Regions from separate parts of the Homo sapiens genome. Here region 2 is linked to region 1. Evidence: chromatin loops called from intact Hi-C (ENCODE). Cell type or tissue: B cell. All regions are shown on one strand. Each heading gives the region's core, and the rest is flanking DNA. Links, peaks and the distances in the headings are about the cores only. Region 1 has its middle 12 kb from the start of LNCARGI. Region 2 overlaps UBAC2 (UBA domain containing 2).

Region 1 (11,232 bases), core at 1,841-9,840:
ACACACACACTCCATACACACCCCACATATGCACACATGACACACACTTATTCACAAACATGCACACATATATACACACTATACACACACCCACTCACACCCATGCACATGCACTCCACCCACACACACCCATTCACACACACACTCATTCACTCACATACATGCACACTCACACCCACTTTACACACCAACACACATTCAAACGTGCACACACTTGCACACCCACTCACGCATATTCACTCACACACACTGACGCTTCTCACACACTTGCTCACACACTCAAACTCACTCTGTGGAGAAGTGACCCGGGAGCCCCAGGGGTGGGGCAGGCCAACCAGCCCGCACTGAAGTGACCGCTCTTTGGAAGAGCACACAGACTCCAAGGCCCTCTCGTGAGTTTCACCAGCTCCCAACCACGAGAGAAGGTTCCTCTTCCTCCTCCCCTTCTTTCCTGAACAACTTGCTGGCCGAGCAAGGTGGGAGGCTGTGGGGAAGGGGCCTGAGGCCTGAGCCGACCTAGGGTAGCTCAGGTGGTGCGAACCACAGGTCCCCTCACCTTCTAGAACCGACTTGACCAGGCACAGAGCCGCTATCTGGTGCCTTTGGAAAGTTGTGTGTTCATTTTTTAATTTGTTCAGGCCTCACAGGGCAAAGAGATGGGACTGGCTCCTGACGCACCCCCAACCCTTGGCAATGGGCCCCCCTTCCTGATTTTTCAGGGGCCTCTTCCCCAGGGCACATCTCCCCCAGCCTCAGCTCTGCCTGGCCCTCAGGAATTCCAGCCTCAGGGTTCACCGCGTGCTGTGGCTCCCTGCCTCAGCCGGGGTGCCTCGTGCCCCCTTTGCTGCCAGGACACCGCACTAGCCTCGAGGCCCAGCTAAGGGCTACCTCCTCTCTGAAGCCTCCCCGGCTCAGCAGCATTTGTGAGCCCCTCCACCCTTGGCGCTTGCTTGGTACTTGGTGGGGACTGAGCCTCCGCAGTGACTCACAGGCCTCTTTCACGCCTCTGCACGCTCAGCAAACCCTTAGCCCTTGAGGGGCTGGCCTCGTCTTCTTCCTTTTCTTGGTATTTGGCACAAAACAAGTGCCCAGGATGCTGGGCCCTGCTGGAAGCCACAAAAAAGTCACATCCATACCCCAAGGAGGGGGTGGCAGGTGCTGTCACCACTGCTGTGAGTCTGGGGAGGTCAGCAGGGTTGGACAGCCACATAGACCCAAAGCAGGAGCCATCGAGAGAGGCCAAGCCGCTAAGCCTCACACCTTAATCCTAGCTACCTGTCCTCCTGCTGGTCCATCCCATTCCTTTGCTCATTGATGTCGGTAGACATGAGGACGCAGGGCACTGACAGCTCCCGGACTGTGCTGCGCGGGCTGTGGCCCCACACCTGCCCAAAGGTGAGCTCCTCTGCACCCCGTGTTCTGCGTCTCCACCCCATGGGGTCTCTCCCCACAAGCACAAGCACCCCACCCTTCCCCCATCCCATCTGCTCTCAGGAAAGGACCTAACATCAGTCATTTGTGCCTTTATCTGAAGTTACCCTGTTACAAGGTCCTTTGCCTTCTGAGGCTCACAGTGCTGATTGCAGCGTGCCAGGCGTGCCTCCGCTCAGAGATGATCAATCAGTGCAGTCATGAAGGGGGAGAATTACCAAAAGCGCTTCCAGAAGTGTTCTAAAATTCTCCCCCGGGGGTGACACAGCAAAGGTAGCCTGGTCCTATCGGTGGCTGGAGGCTGACGCTGGCCTCTGCTCCTTCTGGCCTGACAGCAGTGGCCGGGATCCTGGAGCGTCCACGCAGGTTAGGGCGTGCTCTACACCCCGCGTAGGCTAGGGCGTGCTCTACACCGATGACGGGTGGAAGCAGAGTGAGCTGCAGCTCACCAGGCCATGGGGGCAGAGCAGCTGCAATCTGAGCCGTTTTCTTGGAGCCCAAGCACCTTTCCCATGCCCTGGGAAGACCCCCTGGCCCGCTTACCTCACCCACCAAGGACATGTGCAAGGAGGCCAGCAGAGGCCTGTGCAGCAGCCAGCCTGCTTCCTAGGTGGCTCCAAAGCCTCGAAGGGTGTCCCCTGCACGCTGTCCTCTGCAGAAACGGAATCTGTTCATGGCACAAAACTCGACACTCTTCCTCCCTTTACACCCCTGCTGGAAAAAAAAAAAGAGAGAGAGAGAGAGAAAAAACACCCAGGGTGCCAGTCAAGGTGATCTCCCCGCCACAGGATGCCTGCGCACAGCCCCCACCATCCCCTAGAGAAGAGAGGAGGAGGAAAGTCACCCCAGGAGGCCAATTTCCTTTCAGCTCCATTTCCCTGCACACCCCTCAGGCTGGGATTCAGACCATAGATGTGACAGTGAAGCCACCAGAGTCAGGAAATTCAAAAGCAGCCACCATTCTCCCCGCACTGGGGCAGCGAGCAAGGGAAAGCAAGAAACGCCCCCTGGGGACCCAGACACTCTCAGCTCCGTGTGTGAAGGTGGAGGGGAGACCGCCCTGGCTCTGGATTTCCTGGGTTTTGTGACCCAGGCAAGGTGCCTTAATGGGGCCTGAAAGGTGCATTTGCAGCCCAGGCAGGCAGCGCTCCAAGAGCAGCAGTTAGCGGGGGCTGGGCAGCGGGACTGCAGGTTAAACCCACCCCTCCCCAGCAGGGAAAGGCTGCGGGCTGAGGCCACCGGGCCACCGCTCTTTTTCTCCTCTCATTTCAAAGGGCAAGAATGGTTTTCCCTGCCACATCACTGGCTAATAAATGAGGCATCGAGCAGCTCCTTTGATTAAGACTATGCGGCCCTCACTACGTCATTGTCATCATTGACACGGTAAGTGTGCCTGTTCTTTCTGAGGCTGCCTGTGAACCCAGCGTGAAGCCCACCCCAGTCAGCAGCCAGCTGTCCAGCCTAGGGGAACAGCTGCCCCCAGTCCACTGTGTCCCGGCTTCCCCTAGTCTAGAATGTGGTCAACACACTCCCCTACCTGGCCTCCCATTGACAGAGGCTATGGGACCCAATTTTCCCCATATGTAAATCGGGCCTTCAAATATGCCCCCAAAACTCCAGGCCTGTTGGAGATAACTTAGATGAAAAGGTCCTATCTTATCATACACCTTTACCATAAACTTCCCCTCCTGCCACCCCCAGAAGGAAGAGCTGAGGCAGTTTCCAAAGGTGCCTGACTTGTCCACAGACCACAAGCCCCAGGAGAAACGTCCTGGGCGTCCTCACAACATTTAGGATTAAATGTTAAAAAAAAAAAAAAGAGACCTAGAAGGCCCCCACAAAAGGGCAAGAAATTATAGAATACCACCCACACGGGGTTTATTCCTGATTCACTCAATAAGCATTTACTGAGGCACAGCTGGGCGCAGCCACGGGCTCTAAGTTGACTGTGTACAAGTGATGGAGGGCTGCAACCCACACACAGGAGGGCCTGGGGTCTGCCCCGCCCCGTGCCAAGTTATCATCTCTGTTGCCCATCAGGGACCTTGTCTAAGCGGGAGCTGCAGCCCCCACAGGCCCAGCGAACCTGACAGAACCAGACCCTGCCCCAAGTTCTGTGGATCCCCCCACCACTCTTGCGGGTCCTTCCTTCTGTGTTTATCGCTGAGGCCACGCACTGAATGTCACATTGTCTTGGGTTATTGTCTAATTGTTTCCTGGGCAGAGACATTTCATTTCAGCCAGCTGAGTTCCATGGGGTAGAAACGGCAGCAGGCTCTTATATAAATCATCTGCTGGGGTGGAAGAGATTATCCAGCCCGTGGTGGGGGCCAGAATTCAGGGGGGCTGTGAGGCTGGATGGGAAAATGATGCCATCTTTGTTTCCATTAGGCCCCAGCTGAAATGTGATGTTTCAGTTGTGGACACGAGTGGCCAGCCACAGTGGCGGGAGAGTGCCTGAGACTTGGGTGCTGTTTGTTAGAAACCACAGCAAGTCTTTTCATCGCCCAGTGCAGGTGATCCAGGTACCTTAAGGCATTATTTATGCTCGTCACTACCTTGAAATTACAGTCACTATTAGACATGTCAGTAGTGAATAAAGAAGTGTGTAGGACATTATATTAAAAATCTGCTTTTCTTTGGCCAGGCGTGGTAGCTCATGCCTGTAATCCCAACACTTTGGGAGGCTGAGGCAGAAGGATTGCTTGAATCCAGGAGTTCGAAACTAGCCTGGGCAACATAGCGAGAGTTTGTCTACAAAAATTAAAAAATTAGACAGGTATGGTGGTGCATGCCTGTAGTCCCAGCTACTCTGGAGGCTGAGGTGGGAGGATCACTTGAGCTTGGGAGGTCAAGGCTGCAGTGAGCTGTGACTGTACCACTGCATTCCAGCCTGGGTGACAGGGAGAGACCCCCCATCTCAAAAAAAAAAGTACTTTTAAACATTTTGATCACTATATTTTAATATGAAAGGTTTCTTTTCATCTTAGGTGTTTTACTTTATACATTTAAAAACCAGGACTCTGGGAAGGGGTCCACAGGCTTCAGCCAAAAGGGTTGTGGCTCAAGAAAAGGTGAAGGACCCTCGATCTAGTCTAACCATTTTGCCTTCTAAGTGGGGACACTGAGGCATGGGATGTTTCCAAAGCCTCCCAGCTTATCCATCAGACTTGATTAGAGCCTCAGCTGCCTGAAACCCCCTCCGCTTCAGATGCAGTGGCCTTCCATCCCTGCACTCCACACCCTGAGCCCGACATGTGACTTCCTGACCCACTGACTACCCTGGTTCCTCCTCCAGGTGCTTCATCAGCCCCCTTCATCTTAGTCCATCTGTCCTCTTCCACCTGGCCCTGGACAAGGGTCAATAGAGCACAGTGGTTTCCTGTTCACTCAGGTCAGGAAACCAATGGCAAGAAAAGTGACAACGATGGCACCCATGATTGAGGACCTCCTCTGTGTCAGACACTCCTAGCTTTACTTATTTACACCTCACTTTATCCGCAAAGAGGCATCATTATCCCCATTTCACAGATGAATAAAATGAGGCTTAGAGGAGTTAAGTGATTTGTTCAAGGCCAACTGCATGGAGATACGGGTCCTCCAGGTGGGTTCAGTTACAAGGCAGTCGAAGCTGGGGCTGGAGTGGGGAGGTGGCCGAATATAGGCTCTCCCAGATCTGAAGGATGCAGAGACTTTGGGCCAGTGTTCCTGAGGACAGGTAGAGCAGGGGCTGCGGACAGTGCAACTGTGGCTGAGCCCACCTACCGGCTGCTACCCTTGAAGTGGCTTCACAAGGTACTGATTTCTGCCTCGCTCTGTGCCTGCCCCGGGAAAGCGGAGCTGGCACCGCTATCGCATCTCTGTGGTTTGCACGTCTGTGTTCCCAGAGCTGCTTCAGCCCCACACGTGGGCAGAGCAGCAGTGTGGTTGAGCTGTCCAGGTGCTGCCGTTTTTGCTTTTTCTTTCTTTTTTAATGATGAAGAGGAAAAGGAGTGTGGGGTGGGCACAGATGTACTTGTTCCTCTTTTTTTACATTTAATCATTGACAGGACTGCTGACGCTGGAGTAACACACTCACTCACCCATGTAGTGCTCACCAAGTGTCTACACTATGCTGACCTCCCAGAACCACCTAGGTCTTCGGCACTGACAGACCCTCCCTTCTAGCAAAGTAGACAGGTAGACAGGTGAGAGCTCTATGGGGTGACAGGCACGCCGCAGAGATAGCAACTTCAGGGTGCCAAGGAACACACAGGAGGAGGCTCTTCCTGGTCCCAGGTGGCCGAGGAGGTTTCCCAGAGGTCAAGCTTGAGGATGAGACAATCTGCCCAACCCCTCCAGCTGCTGACACAGAGGGAGGGAGAGCACAGGGAATGGTGTGCCGGACCGTTACTCTCCCACCCAGAGGTTTCTTGTCACTTTCTCTCATATTTCCTTGAACAACACAAGTCACGTGGCCACACCTAACTTCAAGAGGTGGAATCCTGGTGGGGCACAGTGGCTCACGCCTATAATCCCAGCACCTTGGGAGGCCGAGGCAGGTGGATCACCTGAGGTCAGGAGTTCGAGACCAGACTGGCCAACATGGTGAAACCCCGTCTCTACTAAAAATACAAAAATTAGTCGGGCTTGGTAGTGCATGCCTGTACTCCCAGCTACTCAGGAGGCTGAGGCAGGAGAATCGCTTGAACCTGGGAGGCGGAGGTTGCAGTGAGCTGAGATGGTGCCACTGCACTCCAGCCTGGGTGACAAAGCAAGACTCCATCTCAAAAAAAAAAAAAAAAAAAAAAAAGGTGGAATCCTGCCGTGTGCTGGGAGCAGCACAAGCAGTGTGGACCACACTACAAATGTGTCCTCTCCAGCCCCAAACTCATGTGGATTCGCCCATCCCCACAGAGCACCTACCCACGGCCATCCTGCCCGCCCCACCTTGCTCTTCCTCATGTGCCATGCCCGCCCCCGCCGTCACCCCAGTTTTCGGTCCTCATTCATCACCTCTGCTGCATTCTCGTGGCTGTGGCCTCAGCCCAGTCCTCACTGTCTCTCTCCAGGACAGCCACAGCTTCTTGCTTCCTGGTCTCCGATCTTAATTCTCCAATCCAGTTTATATTCTACATCCCACTGAGGATTGCAGAATGAGTTTGCTAAAGGCACAACTGATTGTGTTATTCGCTACCTAAAATCCTTTGAGGGTCTTTAGGACAGGATTCGATTTCCATGACCTGGGATATGCTGTTCTCTCTGTCCAGAATGCATTTTCCCTCCCCATGAACCCTCATCAACTCTGCTTAACTCCTTCTCACACAAGACTCAGCCCTCCTCCAGGCAGTCTTCCTTGGCTGCCCCACACCCTGCATCTCATTTTGGTGCTCCCCTTCTAGTCCCCAAATGTCTCTATATTAGTGTACACCATAAATGACTAGTGTCTGTCAGACTGGGAGCTGTTTAGGGAAGTGACAAAGTCTCAATCATCAACTCCTAGGGCCTCCACAGGGGTCAGCCTGGTGGGTGCGTGCTGAATGATTGCTGAATGCAGGGCCAGTGGTAGTTACTGTTCCAAACCTGCCCTCCACAGCCTGTCTTCCCACATCATCCAGAGACTTCTTCCCACAGGACACATCAAGCATCTGCTTAGCTCCCTGTGCTGGCCACTGGGGAGGGGGTGTGAAGGCACACCCATGGCCTGCAAGGAGCTTAAATGTTGAGGGGAAAGTTGAGAAACCCAAAAGTCACTGGGAACCACATGGCACTCAACGTGGGGACGACAGCTGGGGATGAGACACCACCCTTATGTCTTCCCTTGGCCTCATAGAGTCACCACATAGAGGAACCTGATAGAGGCTCCTGTCTAATCCGACCAGGTTGCAGATGAGGATGCTGAGACCCAGAGAGGTGGGCTGAGTCACTGCGGTCACTCAGGTAGCCACCAACGTCACTGCAACCCAGACCAGCCTCAGACCTCCACAGCAAATGCTCTTTAGGAAAAAGCAGACGTGGGCACCTTCCACTTCTATGCAACATGCTGTGACGTAAGACAACCCTCAAATATCTCAAACCAGCGGTGTTTTTCTCCCTGCACTCTTCCTTCAAGAGGAAGTTGCAATTTAATTGAATTATTTCTTCTTTCTCTCCTTTAGTCAAAAATTGTGATTTAAGCACCTTTTATGTTTAAGCCACCCTGCTGGCCACCAGGTGATAATCCAAGAGAAACAAAACCACCCTCACTTCAGAGCTTGGGGACAAGACACATGTCCCTTACATCAGCGAACCAAGATCGGGAGGGAAATGCCGAAGGAGTGGTTCAAGCAGTTGGCAAAAATTTTACAAGAAAATGCCCCAAGGAGCTATTTAGTCAGAAAAGCAACTTCTGGGGAGATCCCTGGATTCAACACAATCCCCTGTCCTGACCATCCCCGACCTGTGATCCTACTGTGCGGACAGCTTCAGAGCCTGAAAGGCGCAGAGTCGGTAACATTAAATGAGAGTCTCTTCACCCGGTCAGACTTCGTTAGGGCCAAGCTCTTCGAGCAAGATGGAGGTGCCGTCCTTCCCCAGTGCCTGACTCAGTTGCCAGCACCCAGTGTGTGCACTGGGTGAACGCAGACACTCTTCTTTCTACAGTTCCCATGGCAGGGGTCAGGGCCCATGGAGTATGATGGGGTTCAGGCCACGCTATCCCAAAACATGGCATCTTGGCATTTAAGAAAACAGGAGGAGCAAGAAGGTCACTCCTACCCCCACCATGCCCCTCCCCACCCCCGAAGCAGCTTATAGACCCTCGTTTGAAAGTTCCCCTCCACACACCCAGAAGAAAGGAACATCCTTACCTCTGAAGGCACCAGGGTCACAGGGAGGAGCCTGAACAAACAAGCCTTGCTAAGTCCCCCAGGGGTTCCCCATTCGATCACACCCTTGTCTTCCTCCAATCTTATTTCTCCAAAATCATCCACTCTTCATCTAACCTAAGCATGGAAAAGTCACAGGTCTCTCTGTTTCTTTAGGTTTCTTCAATTTCCTTTTTCATTTTTTCTTTCTGAGATGGAGTCTCACTCTGTTGCCCAGGCTGGAGTGCAGTGGCACAATCTCAGCTCACTGCAACCTCTGCCTCCTGGGCTCAAGCAATTCTCTTGCCTCAGCCTCCTGAGTAGCTGGGATGACAGGTGTGCACCACCATGACCAGCTAATTTTTGTATTTTTAGTAGAGACGGGTTTTCACCATGTTGGCCAGGCTGGTCTCGAACTCCTGACCTCAAGTCCTCCCACCTTGGCCTCCCAAAGCGCTTACAGGATCATAGGCGTGAGCCACCATGCCTGGTCCTGGAAGGAGGATCTTATGATCTGTTTTCTGGTGAAGTAGGTCAGAGGATTCCTTTATGGCCAGCTGTCACATAGAAGGGTGGGGGAAGGGTCTCATGATCATCTCGTTTCTTTGTTTTATCAGTTGCCAAGGTGCCATGTTTTGGGGTATCAGGCACTGAGCCCAACAGGTGGAACTCATCTACATTGGTAACAGTTGTAGTTCATTCACTCTCATTGTTATATACTATTCATTTGTTTGGCTGTACCAACACTTACACATTCATGCTCTTTTATTTTTTCTTTTTCTTTTTTCTTTCTTTCTTTCTTTTTTTTTTTTTGAGACAGGCTCACTCCGTCACCCAGGCTGGAGCACAGTGGCATGAACATGGCTCACTGCAGCCTTGACCTCGAAGGCTCAAGTGATTCTCTCACCTCAGCCCCTCAAGTAGCTGGGACCAGAGGTGCATGCCACTATGCCTGGAAAATTTTGTATTTTTTGGTAGAGACAGCGTTACGCCATGTTGGCCAGGCAGGTCTCAAACTTCTGAGCTCAGGCAATCTGCCAGCTTCAGCCTCCCAAAGTGTTGGGATTACAGTTATTCTCCTTTTGATAAACATGAGTTGTATTTCATGCGGGGCTATTACAAACAGTGCTGCTGTGAACATTTCTGTACACATCATTTGGTGAACTTACATACTCATTTTCTTTAGGATGTACCCAGATTGGGGAATGCTGGGCCACAGGGTATTTTGGTTTAGCTTCAGTTGAAACTATCCTTGGTTGATTTTTTAAAAAGAAAACATTTTAAAACTTGATTTTTTTAAAAACTGAAAATAAAATTTAAAATGATCAATGTTTTGTCAAAGCGGCACTTTTCCTCTGTGATTGAACAATTAGGTTTTTAAAAATAATTGGAGGAGAACTTAAATATGTGTAGTCTGGTATTTTTCAACCATTGGGTTAAAATCCACAATTAGTTGGTTTAAAAAAAAAAACTGTTTTGGGCCAGGCAAGGTGGCTCATGCCTGTAATCCCAGTACTTTGGGAGGCCAAAGCAGGAGGATCCCTTGAGCTCAGGAGTTTGAGACCAGCCTGGGCAACACAGTGAGACCCCATCTCTACAAATAATTTAAAAATTGGCTGAGTGTGGTGGTGCATGCCTGTAGTCCTAGCTACTCAGGAGGCTGAGGCTGGAAGATTGCTTGAGCCTGGGAGATGGAGGCTGCAGTGAGCCATGACTGCCACTGCACTCCAGCCTGGGTGACAGACAGAGCAGGACCCTGTCTCAAGAAAAAAAAATTGTTTTAATTGTGATAAAATATACATAAAATTTACTACTTTAATAATTTATTGTGGGTTTCGAGATCATTTTAGTGGGCCATGATCAGAACTTTTTAAAAATGAGATAGAAGAGAAAAGGAAACAGAACAGAAAAGAAAATACATCGTAATAAGGACAAATACTGTTTCATAAGACTTCTGTTTCCGTTGTGTGTGCTCTGTGTTTTAAAAGTTTGTAAAACACGGGTCTAGTCCAACTCTTTTAATTTACAGAGAGGGAAATATACTCAGAGACAGAAGTGATATCCCAAACAGAGCTTGAACTAGAACATGGCATCAGGCTTCCAATTCAGAGTCTGATATTTTCCAACTCCCATCTCACCATCTTTGCTGTTGATCTCTCCAAACTCACGTGCTAGATCAGGCTAGACCTTCATGGCCCCATATTTTCTTGGTGGAAAAGGGTCTCCTGTTCCCTGCCCCTTGAGTTAGTCCCAGACAGGCTGCAGAGAGGAGCCAGGACTCAGCCAGCACCTTCTGAACGCCACTGTGATAACCCAAGGATGCCCCATTTGACCTTGTCTACTCTGGGGTCAACCAGGAATAGTACAAACCTAGATCTTAACGGAAGAGAGGGGAAAGGACCTGTGGTTTGACATTTTTCAGAATTTTTCTCTTCTGTGTGTTTCAAGAGCACTTTTCTCGCGGAGCTCAAGAGAGGAAGCGCTATAAATAGAGGGCCTGGAGGAGGGGCGGCCGCGGGAGGAAGAAGTTCTCAGAACACCTGCTTGTCTCAAAATCAAGGCCCAGTGGGGTTTTTCAGGGGGCAGTTCCCAAGCAGGCCCCTACCCAATCCCCCGGCCAGAAACTTTTCCAGGCTCTTCTCCAGCTCATCGAAACCAGGGCTTAGCCCTCTGGCCTGGATCCCTACACCCCAAATGCAGCCACAACCCCAAGTCCACCCCAGAGCCCTGGGAGGGGTGACCTTGCCCCTCTGGATCTAAGGTCCCTGGTCACTCAGCTCAGAGTCACGAGCTGCTCCCAGCCCATAGTTGACCTAAATGAGGTCAGGGCAGACCCCAGTCCACACCTCAGCAACGCCTTCCCGTGTCTGAGGACAAGACCCACCAACGGCAGATTGGTCATCTCTGACCCGCAGGCGGGATGGGGAACGGGCTCTCTTGAGGCTGTCCCTGCAGCAGCTACTGTTTTTACTTGGAG
Region 2 (11,232 bases), core at 1,520-9,519, 190 kb before region 1:
CAAATTTTGCTTGGTTGTGCTTCATTTTTTTATTCTGTTTTAAATATACTCTAATTTCCTTTGTGACTTCCTCTTTGACCCAGATATTGTTTAGAAATGTGTTGTTGAGTTTTCACATATTTGGGGGATTTTCCATCTTTCTGCTGTTGGCTTCTGATTTTTTTGTGGCCAAGGAACATGCTTTATATGATTTTAATTCCTTTAAATTTTTTTGAGGACTCTTTTATGCCCAGAATATAGTCTATTTTGGTGAATGCTCCATATGCACTTGAAAAAATGTGTAACTTGCCGTTGTTGGGTGGAGTGTTCTATAAATGTCAATCAGGCCAAATTGGTTGATAATGTTTTTCAGGTCTTGTGTATCCTTACTGATTTTACTGGTCAGCTTGGGCTGCCATAACAAAATACCACAGACTGGGTGGCTTAAGGAACAGAAATTAATTTTCTTACAGACCCAGAAGCTAGAAGTCCAAGCTCAGGGTTTTGGCGGGTTTGGTTTCTCCTGGGGCCTTGCAGGAGCCTGCTGGCTTCTAGCTGTGTCATCACATGGTCTTTCCTTTGTGTGTGCAAGCATCCCTGGGTCCCTCCCTTTTCTTAAAAGACATGTCACATTGAATTAGGGCTCCATCTATCCTTATGACCTCACTTAACCTTAATTACCTCTTTAAAGGGCCTATCTCCAAACTTAGTCAGCATAGAGCTTCAACATACAAATTTTAGGAGGAAACGTTCAGTCCATAACAGTGATTTTCTGTTTGCTTGTATTATCGATTACTGTGAGAAGAGTGCTGAATTCTCCAACTATATTTGTGGATTTATCTACGTCCCATTTCAGTTCTATTAATTTTTGCTTCATTGAAATCCTTTCTCAGCTCTCAGATTCTATGATTCACTGTGCACCTCCCACCCAATGTTTTAATTATGAAAAATTTCAAACATGCCACAAAGTAGAAAGAGGGGTACACTGAACACCCATATACCCACCACCTAGATTCTACACAATTAACATTTTACTATGTTGGCTTTAGCAAATATCAATCCCTTTATTTATTTGATCAGTACCATATGATTTTTAAAAATGCATTTCAAAGTAGATTATAGTCACATTTTCTCTAAACACTTAAATGTGCATTGTTATTCCCTAGAGTTTAATAATAACTATTTAAAGGTTTTTGAGTTAAAATTTTTACGTAGTAAAAGTACAAATCTTGAGTTGATGAGCGAATCTTGTTGTCTATAATGATACTATATACTTATCCTGTGATGTGCAACTGTTTGGATATTTGTGTATTATTGCTTTCCACATAGGTTTCTGAGATGTGATTTTTGCTCATTTTGAGAGGAATACTTAATGGTAATTATCAGATCTGTATTTTTAGGGGTTTGTTTGGTCCTGGACAGAATTAAAATGGCTGTGTAAATAGGGTCAGTTATTAGTTCAGTAAATATTTGCTTATATTTAGTTTTAATTTTTAATTGTGGTAAAATGTACATAATATAAAATGTACAATCTTAACTATTTTTGTGTATAGTCCAGTAGTATTAAGTACGTTCATATTGTGCAACCGATGTCTATAACTCTTCTCATCTTGCAGAAATGAAACTCTGTATCCATTAAACAACTTCCCATTTCCCCCTTCCTCCGCCCACTGTACCCTGCCTCTGGCAACCACTTTTCTACTTTCTGCCTCTGTGAATTTTACTACTCTAGGTACTGCAAATAAGTGGAATCATATAATATTTATCTTTTTGTGACCGGCTTATTTCACATAGCATAATGTCCTCAAGGTTCATGCATGTTGTTCCATGTGCCAGTTTCCTTCCTTTTTAAGGCTGAATTAAATTCCATTATATGTGTATGCCACATTTTGTTTACCCGTTTATGCATTCATCTGCCAGTGGACACTTGGGTTCCTCCCGCCAGTATGTGAGCACCTCCTTCACATCACTCCCCTTTTGTTTAACAAACACTCTTGACTGCCTTTATGTGTCAGGTCCTATTGGAGGCATGAGGGATGCTGCAACAAGGAATGTACCAGACAAAGCTGATGCCCTAAGTAAGCTTGTGTTCTAGTGGAGACTGAAGATGGGCGGATGGACAATAGACCAATAAACATATTTCCTTGATTCTAAAATGCATTAGGTCCCACGTTTTAATGATTCTAAAATTGGAACGTGCCTTGTAATTGATGACGTCTTAGAATTATATTTGGCAGCGTTTATTTTTTAGTGGCACTAAAAATAATGGTGTATCAGTTTGAATCATAGAGTTGATGGATCACTATTAAATCCACTGTTAAGTGCTATGAAAAAAGCAGGACAAAGGATAAGGTAACATTTGAGCACAGCACATGTTTAGTTGATATGTTTTCATAGCAGGACTTCATCCCTGAAGGAGGCAGTATGTTGATTCACATTTGGCACAAACTCTGACCCCACTGTGAGCTGGTAGCACTTTGCAGACTGGTTATTTTGAGTGGCACTGGTAGAGAGGAGAGAGAGACCTGGCAGGTGAAGGCTTGGGGGAGCATATTGCAAGATGGGCCCAGATCTTGTAGGTAGGAAAGACAACATGTCAGTAAACTTAGTCAGGGCCATCTCAGTAACTGCCAACAGTTCTTCCAGTTGTCCAGAACAAAACTTAATTTTATTCTTGACTTCTCCATCTGCCCATGCACCCGGTTAGTCAGCATATCCTGCCTGCAGTACCTTCACAACATATCCCAGTTTCAACCTCCCTCTTCATCTACACCTCCACCCTGCTGGTTTGAACATCCTCCTTTCTTCCCTGGATTCCCTAACAGCCTTCTAACTGGTTTACTATCTTCCACCATTGCCTTACTGTAATTTCTTCTCAATTTAGCAACCAAAGTGATCATTCAAAAACATGTCCAATCATGTTATTCCTCTACTTAGACCTCCCCAAAGCACCCTGTCACATCCAGAGGAAAGGTTAAAGTCCTCATAATGGCCTGTAGGGCTCTGGACCATTCCCCTCATCACCACTTGTTTGACGTTAGCTCCCTCCCTGTCTGCCTTGTGCTCATTCTGCTTTTGCCAGTTGGCAGCCTTATCATCTCTTAATCATGTTGAGCATGTTTTCATCTCAAAGCATGTGTACTTGCTTTTTTTTCCTCCAGAATCACCCTTCCCTCAGATATCTGCAAGGCCTACATCTTCAGGTCTCTGCTCAAATCCACATTACAAGAAGGTTTTCCCTAACCAGGTTGGATAAGACCGGCACCCCTTGGCTGGGCGCGGTGGCTCATGCCTGTAATCCCAGCACTTTGGGAGGCCAAGGAGGGTGGATCACCTGAGGCCAGGAGTTCAAGACCAGCCTGACCAACATGGAGAAACTCAGTCTCTAATAAAAATACAAAATTAGCCAGTTGTGGTGGTGCATGCCTGTAATCCCAGCTACTCGGGAGGCTGAGACAGGAGAATCGCTTGAACCCAGGAGGCAGAGGTTGCAATGAGCCGAGATTGTGCCATTGCACTCCAGCCCGGACAACAAGAGCGAAACTCCATCTCAAAAAAAAAAAAACAACAAAAAAAGACGGCACCCCTCCTTCCCCGGTTATGCTGCAGTAGCAAACAACTCTGAAATATCAGGAACCCGAGACAAGGCTTGCATCTCACTGGTGTTCCATCTCCACTGCAAGTTACCTAGGAGGGGTCCACTCCACACTGTCGTCAGCCCCGGGAGCTGGCTGATAGAGTAACCACCATCTTGCACGTTGGCAGGTGAAAAGAACAAGAATGATTCCCTGGCTCTTAAAGGGTCCTCCTGGAAGTGACATAGCTTTCATTTACTTGGCCAGAGCAAGTCACACTGCCATGCCTCACTTCATTTGGGAGTGGGGGTGGGGAGCAGTCCTACCATGTGTTTGGGAAGAGACGGGAAATATGTGGTGAATAACAAAGCCACAGGTTTTATTTTCCCTAGTTCATTTCTCATAGGATTTATTTCCATCTGACATAATGTATATCTACCTTGTTTTGTTTGTTGTTGTTTTTCTGTCCTGTCTACACTCCAAACCACAAGGCTAGGGACTTTGTCCACAGTTTATTGCTGTGCCTCAGGACCTAGAATAATGCATGGTACAGCGTGGATGCCTACTCATATTTAGAGAATGATTGAGAATACCAAAGCAAACCGTTCATTTATTCATTTGGTGCATGTGTTGGGAGTTTGGTATTCAAGTTGGGAGTGTGAATTAGGGAGGTTTGAGGAGAGAGGAAGAGATAGTGTGAGGTAAGAAGTTGTAGAGCAGATATACTAGAGAAAATCAGTGGAAATGCTGGTCAGTGGAGAGTGTCACCTTGAGACTTGAGACCAAGAATTTATGGTGAAATCTTGTAGCTCAGATGGGTGACTTTTTTGAGTCATGTTGAGTTGCTCAGAAGCTGGCAAGGAAGAGGAAGGACTGACGGGGCCCATTGCACAAGGACAGGTGGAAACCCAAGTTGAAGGAAACATGGATCAAGCTGCCCGTTGCACTTACATCACCCCTGCTCCATCTGCAGTCCTGTCAGAGTCACAAAGGAGCTTGCCTTTAATGGGGGAAGCCCGGGGTGTTGTGATGGTGCTGGTGGTAGGAGCAATATTCTCTATATTCATTCATTTTTTTTTTTTTTGATACGGAATCTCGCTTTGTTGCCCAGGCTGGAGTGCAATGGCACAATCTCGGCTCACTGCAACCTCCACCTCCTGGGTTCAAGCGATTCTCCTGCCTCAGCCTCCTGAATAGCTGGGATTACAGGCTCCCCCGCACCCCACCACGCCCGGCTAATTTTTGTATTTTTAGTAGTGACGGGGCTTCACGATGTTGGCCAGGCTAGTCTCAAACTCCTGACCTCAAGCGATCTGCCCGACTTGGCCTCTCAAAGTGCTGGGATTATAGGCATGAGCCACTGTGCCCAGCCCCTATATTTATTCTTTTATTTCATTTTCTTCTCGTAACACTTTTGAGGTAGGTTCTCATCTCCATTTTACAGGTGAGGAAAATTGAGGCTGAAATGGCTCGAGAAAGGATTTAGGTTGGTTAGGCTTATAGTCATGGTGCTCTCCTCTACTTTTGAATTACGAGGCAATGAGGAACTCGGTTAGATTTTAGATTCCGTGGAGCCTTGTTTGCATTTTGGTCATGAAGAAAGTATGCAACCACTTTACTAATGGTTCTAGTTTAGATGCTCACAAGACCTTACCAGAGAGGAAATAGTTGGGCTATTTTTATATGCTTAGACAAGTACAATAACCACAGTGTCAACTGTAACTGGTAAATTCGCCCCCAGGGAATTTCTTATGAATAAGATGAAGGTGCATCTCACAGAATCTGAGAATGTCCCCATCAGTGAGGCTTTTCTGTGATCTTGGCTGTTAATGATCTGGACGTTTCATCTGTGCAAGGGACGGTGCTAGGCTTTATGGTGGATGTAGCGAAGGGTAAGGCATGTGGCCTCCCTTCAGGAATCTTTATTGTGGTTGGGATAGCAAAACTGTACAAACCCTGGCTGCTCATAGTAGTGTGTGGGAACGAGGGTGCAGAGTGGGGGAAAAGCCCTTCAGGCTAAAATGGTTCACTCAGGCTGATGGAGGAAAGTAGAAACAACTGTAATTTGAAGGCTGCATAAGATTTAGATAAGGGAGTATCTGTGCTAATAAGGAAGGCATTGATGATATTTGGGGATTTAAGTCTGGAAAAATTTTCCAAAGGCATTGAAACAGAAAGCAACATGTTCAGGAGGTAGTGAGCTGTGCGGTTTGATTGCAGCAAAGGCTCCTGAGAACAAAGCAATGGATGTTGTGCTGGAGAGGCAGGAGGCCCAGAATGTAGGGAGGTCTGGACAACCAGGGACAGTGACTTGTCATTTGAGCTTGAAGGTCATACCAAAGTGACCACATTGCAGCCTCGTTTTAGGAAAGAGTATATACAAACACACACAGATAGTCCTTGCTTTGCAAGGTGATGCAGGACCGTAAAAATGACCGTGCAAGTTGAAACCGGGCAAAGCTATTTTAATAATCAATGGGGAAAATTTGGATTGTTCTGTGACTTTTAAAAATCTTCGTTGAAAGAATGCTTTGTTAAAACTTTAGACTTTCTCTTATAAATGTATAGTTATAAATGCATAGGGAAATGAAAAAATAGTAAAACAGTATACTGTAATTTATTAAAAACTTCAGCGACATTGAGAATTAAAGGGTTTTATTTCTTTGTAAGAAACTTACCAGGAGCAGTTTGAACAGTGTTTGCCTTCTTCCTGTTGTGTAACTTATGGGGAGTATCTATCTTAAACCTTGTGAATTGTCATACACCTTTCTGAGTTTGGCTGAGTTTCCATTATTTTATTCTCTCTGCTTTCAATGTGACAAAATATCCCTGAGAGTTTCCTTAATATGTAGATTTTTGCCAGCATCACTTCCTCAGGGACATGATAATCACTATTTTAGTGTACTGTTGCTTCTCTAACAAATTATCACAAACGTGGTGGTTTAAAACAAAAGAAATATGGCCAGGCACAGTGGCTCATGCCTGTAATCATAGCACTTTGGGAGGCTGAGGTGGGCAGATTGCCTGATCTCAGGAGTTCGAGACCAGCCTGGGCAACATGGCAAAACCCTGTCTTTACTAAAAATACAAAAACATGAGCTGGGCATGGTGGCAAGCGCCTGTAGTCCCAGCTGCTTGGGAGGCTGAGGGACGAGAATTGCTTGAACCTGGGAGGCGTCAGAGGTTGCAGTGAGCTGAGATCACGCCACTGCACTCCAGCCTGGGCAACAGAGCAAGACTCTGTCTCCTCAATAAATAAATAAATAAAACAAAATAAATTTATTATCCTACAGTTTGGAGGCCAGAAGTCCAAAATGGATCTCACTGGGATAAAATCAAGGTGTCAGCAGGGCTGCATTTCTTTTGGAAGCTCTGAGAAGGAATCTGTTTCTTCGCCTTTTGTAGCTTTCTGAGGCAGCTCACATTTCTTGACTCATGACCCAATTTTATCTTCGAAGCCAAGGGTGACTGGTGGACTCTTTCTTACACATTGTCACTCTGAAACTTACTCTCCTGCCTCCCTCTTGCACTTAAAAGGACTCTTGTGGGCCGGTTGCAGCGGCTCACGCTTGTAATCCTAGCGCTTTGGGAGGCCGAGGCGGGTGGATCATGAGGTCAGGAGTCTGAGACCAGCCTGGCCAATATGGTGAAATCCCATTTCTAGTAAAAATACAAAAATTAGCTGGATGTGGTGGCACGTGCCTGTAGTCCCAGCTACTCAGGGGGCTGAGGCAGGAGAATCGCTAAACCCGGTAGGCGGAGGTTGCAGTGAGCTGAGATTGTGCCACTGTACTCCAGCCTGGGCGACAGAGGGAGACTCCGTCTCAAAAAAAAAAGGACTCTTGTGATTGCATAGAATCCAGCTGGATATCTTAGGTAGTCTCATCTCAAGGACATCTGATTAGCAACCTCAATTCTGTCTGCAACCTTAACTCCCCCTTGCTGTGTAACCCAACATAGTCACAGGTTCTGGGGATTAGGACGTGGACCTCCTTGGGGAGCCAGTATTCTATCACAGTCACCTTCCTGTTGATAAGTTCACCTTCACTGAGTTTCTCTAGCTGCCCACCTTGAATGGTGGCAGTGTCAACATTCCTGTGGTTTGATATTTCTTTTATAACCTGATAACATTTGATTCACATTTCACTTCCAGCACTATTACTTTTTGTTGCTTTGCTGTATACATTTTTTTTTTTTTTTTTTTTTTTTGAGATGGAGTTTCTCCCTGTCGTCCAGGCTGGAGTACAATGGTGTGATCTCGGCTCACTGCAGTCTCTGTCTCCTGGGTTCAAGTGAGTCTCCCACCTCAGCCTCCCGAGTAGCTGGGACTACAGGCGTGCCACCACGCCCAGCTACTTTTTATATTTTTAGTAGAGACGGGGTTTTGCCATGTTGACCAGGCTGGTCTCAAACTCCTGACCTTAAGTGATCTACCCGTCTCGGCCTCCCAAAGTGCTGGGATTATAGATGTGAGCCACCACGCCTGGCTCTCTTTTTGTATACTTTCATGTGTATTGACTAGTTCCCTCTTTTGATGATCTATTTTTGTAAAATGTCACATGAATTTATCATTGGAAGATGAGGCAACACAACTACATACTTTACTGTCTGTGCATGAATGGAATAACAGCTGCCCAGTGACCAGTCACTGACAGACTTAGAAAGAAGTGACATACATGATTGGTTGCTGATCATAATGCACGTCTTACTGACATAATGATCTATGTACTGAAGAGCTGGTGTTGTTTTACCAAATCATGGTAACTGAAGTCTGTGCCTATCAGAGCTATGCAGAAATGAGGAACTGCCAGTGTGTGTATTTTTGTACCATGTCTACATGTGTATTTATATAGGTTAATGTGTGTTACTTGTTTTTTAAAAAAGAAAATTGGGAGTTAAGCTAGAAACTATTAGAAGTGTGTATCTATGGGAGTGGGTTTGGGGGTATGGGATAGAGGGGATAAATAACTGAAGTGAAAGTAAACCTTTGTTTTTCCTGGTTTTGGTTTTTGAACAATGTAAATATTTAACATATTCAAAAATTTTAACTGAGAAAGGAGCAAACTTTAATATTGAATGTAAACAGAAATAAACAAATCTCTGTGTTATAACCACTAGGGAAAATAATTCTTTCAAGTAGCTTTTGAACACAAGACCCTGTCCATCCTTAGTTGAGAGATATAGATATATATATATATATTCACACACACATACTCTAAGGACCAAAAGAAAAAAAAAAATCTTCAAAGGTATCTTAAACTTCGCCCAGTGGGCTTAATAAGTAGTTTATTGTTTGTAATGATACTGATACTGTAATATTAAAATTTTATGTATAACCTAGGATAAAGCAAGCAGCTAACTATTAATATTTAAGAGAGAAACGACAGAAATGCAAAGTCCTTAGGAAAAAGCACTGTAGGCCAGGCATGGTGGCTCACAGCTGTAATCCCAGCACTTTGGGAGGCCGAGGCGGGCAGATCGCTTGAGCTCAGGAGTTCAAGACCAGCCTGGGCCACATGGCAAAACCCTGTCTCTACACACACAAAAAAACAAAAACAACGAAAAAAAAACCTGGCCGGTCATGGGGCCTTGCCCCTGTAATCCCAGCTACTTGGGAGGCTGAAGCAGGAGGATTGCTTGAGCCTAGGAGGTGGAGGTTGCAGTCAGCTGAGATCACGCCACTGCACTCTAGCCTGGGCAACACAAGGAGACCCTGTCTCAAAAAAAGAAAAGAAAAATAGCACTGTAGTGTTAAATTGTTAAATTTGAATTGGAAATATCATTATGAATCATGATTTCAAAAATATATTTTCTAGCTCTGATTACTGAAAGAGCTAGAAGCATTGGGACCCAGAAAATTACAGTGAGCACATCTAATGCCCAGATTTGGTTTCTTTTTTTTTTTTTCTGAGACGAAGTCTTACTCTGTTGCCCCAGCTGGAGTGCAGTGGCGTGATCTCGGCTCACTGCAACCTCCACTACCCGGGTTCAAGTGATTCTCCTGCCTCAGCCTCCCAAGTAGCTGGGACTGCAGGCACGCACCACCATGCCCAGCTAATTTTTGTATTTTTAGTAGAGACAGGGTTTCACTATGTTGGCCAGGCTGGTCTTGAACTCCTGACCTCATGATCTGCTCTCCTCGGTCTCCCAAAGTGCTGGGATTATAGGCATGAGCCACTGCACCCGGCCTCAGATTTGGTTTCTAAAGACCATTTCCCAACATTCCCTAACAGGGATCCTTAGAGAAATTCTAGGTCTTGGGCAGGGCGGGTATAGGTGAGCCTAAAGCAAGGAAGATGAGTGGGTAGGTGGAGCAGCCAGAGCAGGCGTTGAGGGCCCTGGTTGAAAGGCCGCAGGAGCTGGTCAGAGGGCTTCCACCTGGACCATCTGAACGTTGGAAAAAGAATGCAACTGATTGTGACACATTGACTAAGTAAAAATCCATGAGTGTAGAGTGATACCGAGATACAAGGAGAATGAAGACAGAAGGCCAGCTAAGAAATAGAAAAGTAATGACAGAATTATCAAAATTATCATTATGTAAACCCTAGTGTAAGTCTTAATTGTAAACTTTTTCACGGTAAAAGGATGGGAGAAAAAAAAAGGCAGTGTTTTTGGTTCCCGATGAAGCGTAAGTATTTCATTATTTGATGGAAATCTCAGCCATGTTTTTGTAACCAAATCTGCTGGTACCACTTGAGTTCTCAAGACTAGTCTTTTGATACTATGAATATTACAGGGTTATTATTTTATTATTATTATTATTCTTATTTTCAGTTGCAAGATTTAATAGAGTGAAAACAGAGCTCCCATACAAAGGGAGGTACAGGGTTATTATATAAAGTAATTATTTCCAAGGAAAGCATGTTATTTCAGCGGTTTTCCTAGATTGAGATGCACTTTATTTTTCTGAGTCTCCATCATGGGCCGGACATTGTGCTAGCCGTTTCTTTTTTTTTTTTTTTTTTTTTTTTTTTTTGAGATGGAGTCTCACTCTGTCGCCCAGGCTGGAGTGCAGTGGCACAATCTCGGCTCACTGCAACCACCACCTTCCAGGTTCAAGCGATTCAAGTGATTCTCCCGCCTCAGCTTCCCAAGTGGGATTATAGGCGCTTGCCACCACGCCCGGGTAATTTTTTTGTATTTTTAGTAGAGATGGGGTTTCGCCATGTTGGCCAGGCTGGTCTCAAACTCCTGACCTCAGGTGATCCGCCCGCCTCAGCCTCCCAAAGTGCTGGGATTACAGGCGTGAGCCACTGCGCCCTGCCTGTGCTAGCCATTTCTACATGCATTACCTCACTTCATTCTTAGCATAACCCTGAGAATTAGGTCAGATGAAGTGACTGAAGCTCAGAGAGGTCAGATACTGTGTCCAATGACAAGCATCAGTAAGTGTGAAAATGAAGGTTCAAGGCCAAGTCTTCTGGGCCCCAGGTCCTTTCCCTTCTCATAGCTCTTGTTCTTTCCCATGGATTAGCTCAGCAAGTAGCTTCAGGGGCTTGTTTTCAGGATCTATGAGAGAGGAAGGCATGAAAACACAAAGGTGGAACCAAGGAAGACCAGAGGGAGAGAAGAGGCTACCTAGATGTCTCACAATAGTGTGCATTTTGATTAAATGACATACTTGGGGGAAATGTTCCTGAGTAGGTGAAAGCTGATATTTTGTTCTATTGGGAAA

The links. Peaks named below come from ENCODE experiments on the same cell type or tissue, not always from the same donor. Only the 100,000 strongest peaks of a DNase experiment are listed, where the experiment ranks them.
Region 2: it touches region 1 in a loop (10-fold over the local background); 3 of 110 quality-filtered maps call a loop at or near these places.

The regions. Positions count from the first base shown.
Region 1 is chr13:99,415,083-99,426,314 of GRCh38, forward strand. No RefSeq gene overlaps it. Among named protein-coding and RNA genes, the nearest start is that of LNCARGI, 12 kb to the right of the region's middle. RefSeq lists enhancers at 2,109-3,028, 5,014-5,153, 5,204-5,293, 5,304-5,413, 10,752-11,021. In B cell, for the core only: no CTCF peak of the experiment used is centred there; DNase peaks (open chromatin) are centred at 5,379 and 7,369; H3K4me3 peaks cover 1,104 bases; H3K27ac peaks cover 2,987 bases.
Region 2 is chr13:99,223,668-99,234,899 of GRCh38, forward strand. The region is part of intron 1 of UBAC2 (UBA domain containing 2); the gene reads left to right. Among named protein-coding and RNA genes, the nearest start is that of UBAC2, 28 kb to the left of the region's middle. RefSeq lists an enhancer at 4,322-4,391. In B cell, for the core only: no CTCF peak of the experiment used is centred there; DNase peaks (open chromatin) are centred at 1,644, 4,416, 5,234 and 8,234; H3K4me3 peaks cover 2,855 bases; H3K27ac peaks cover 3,333 bases.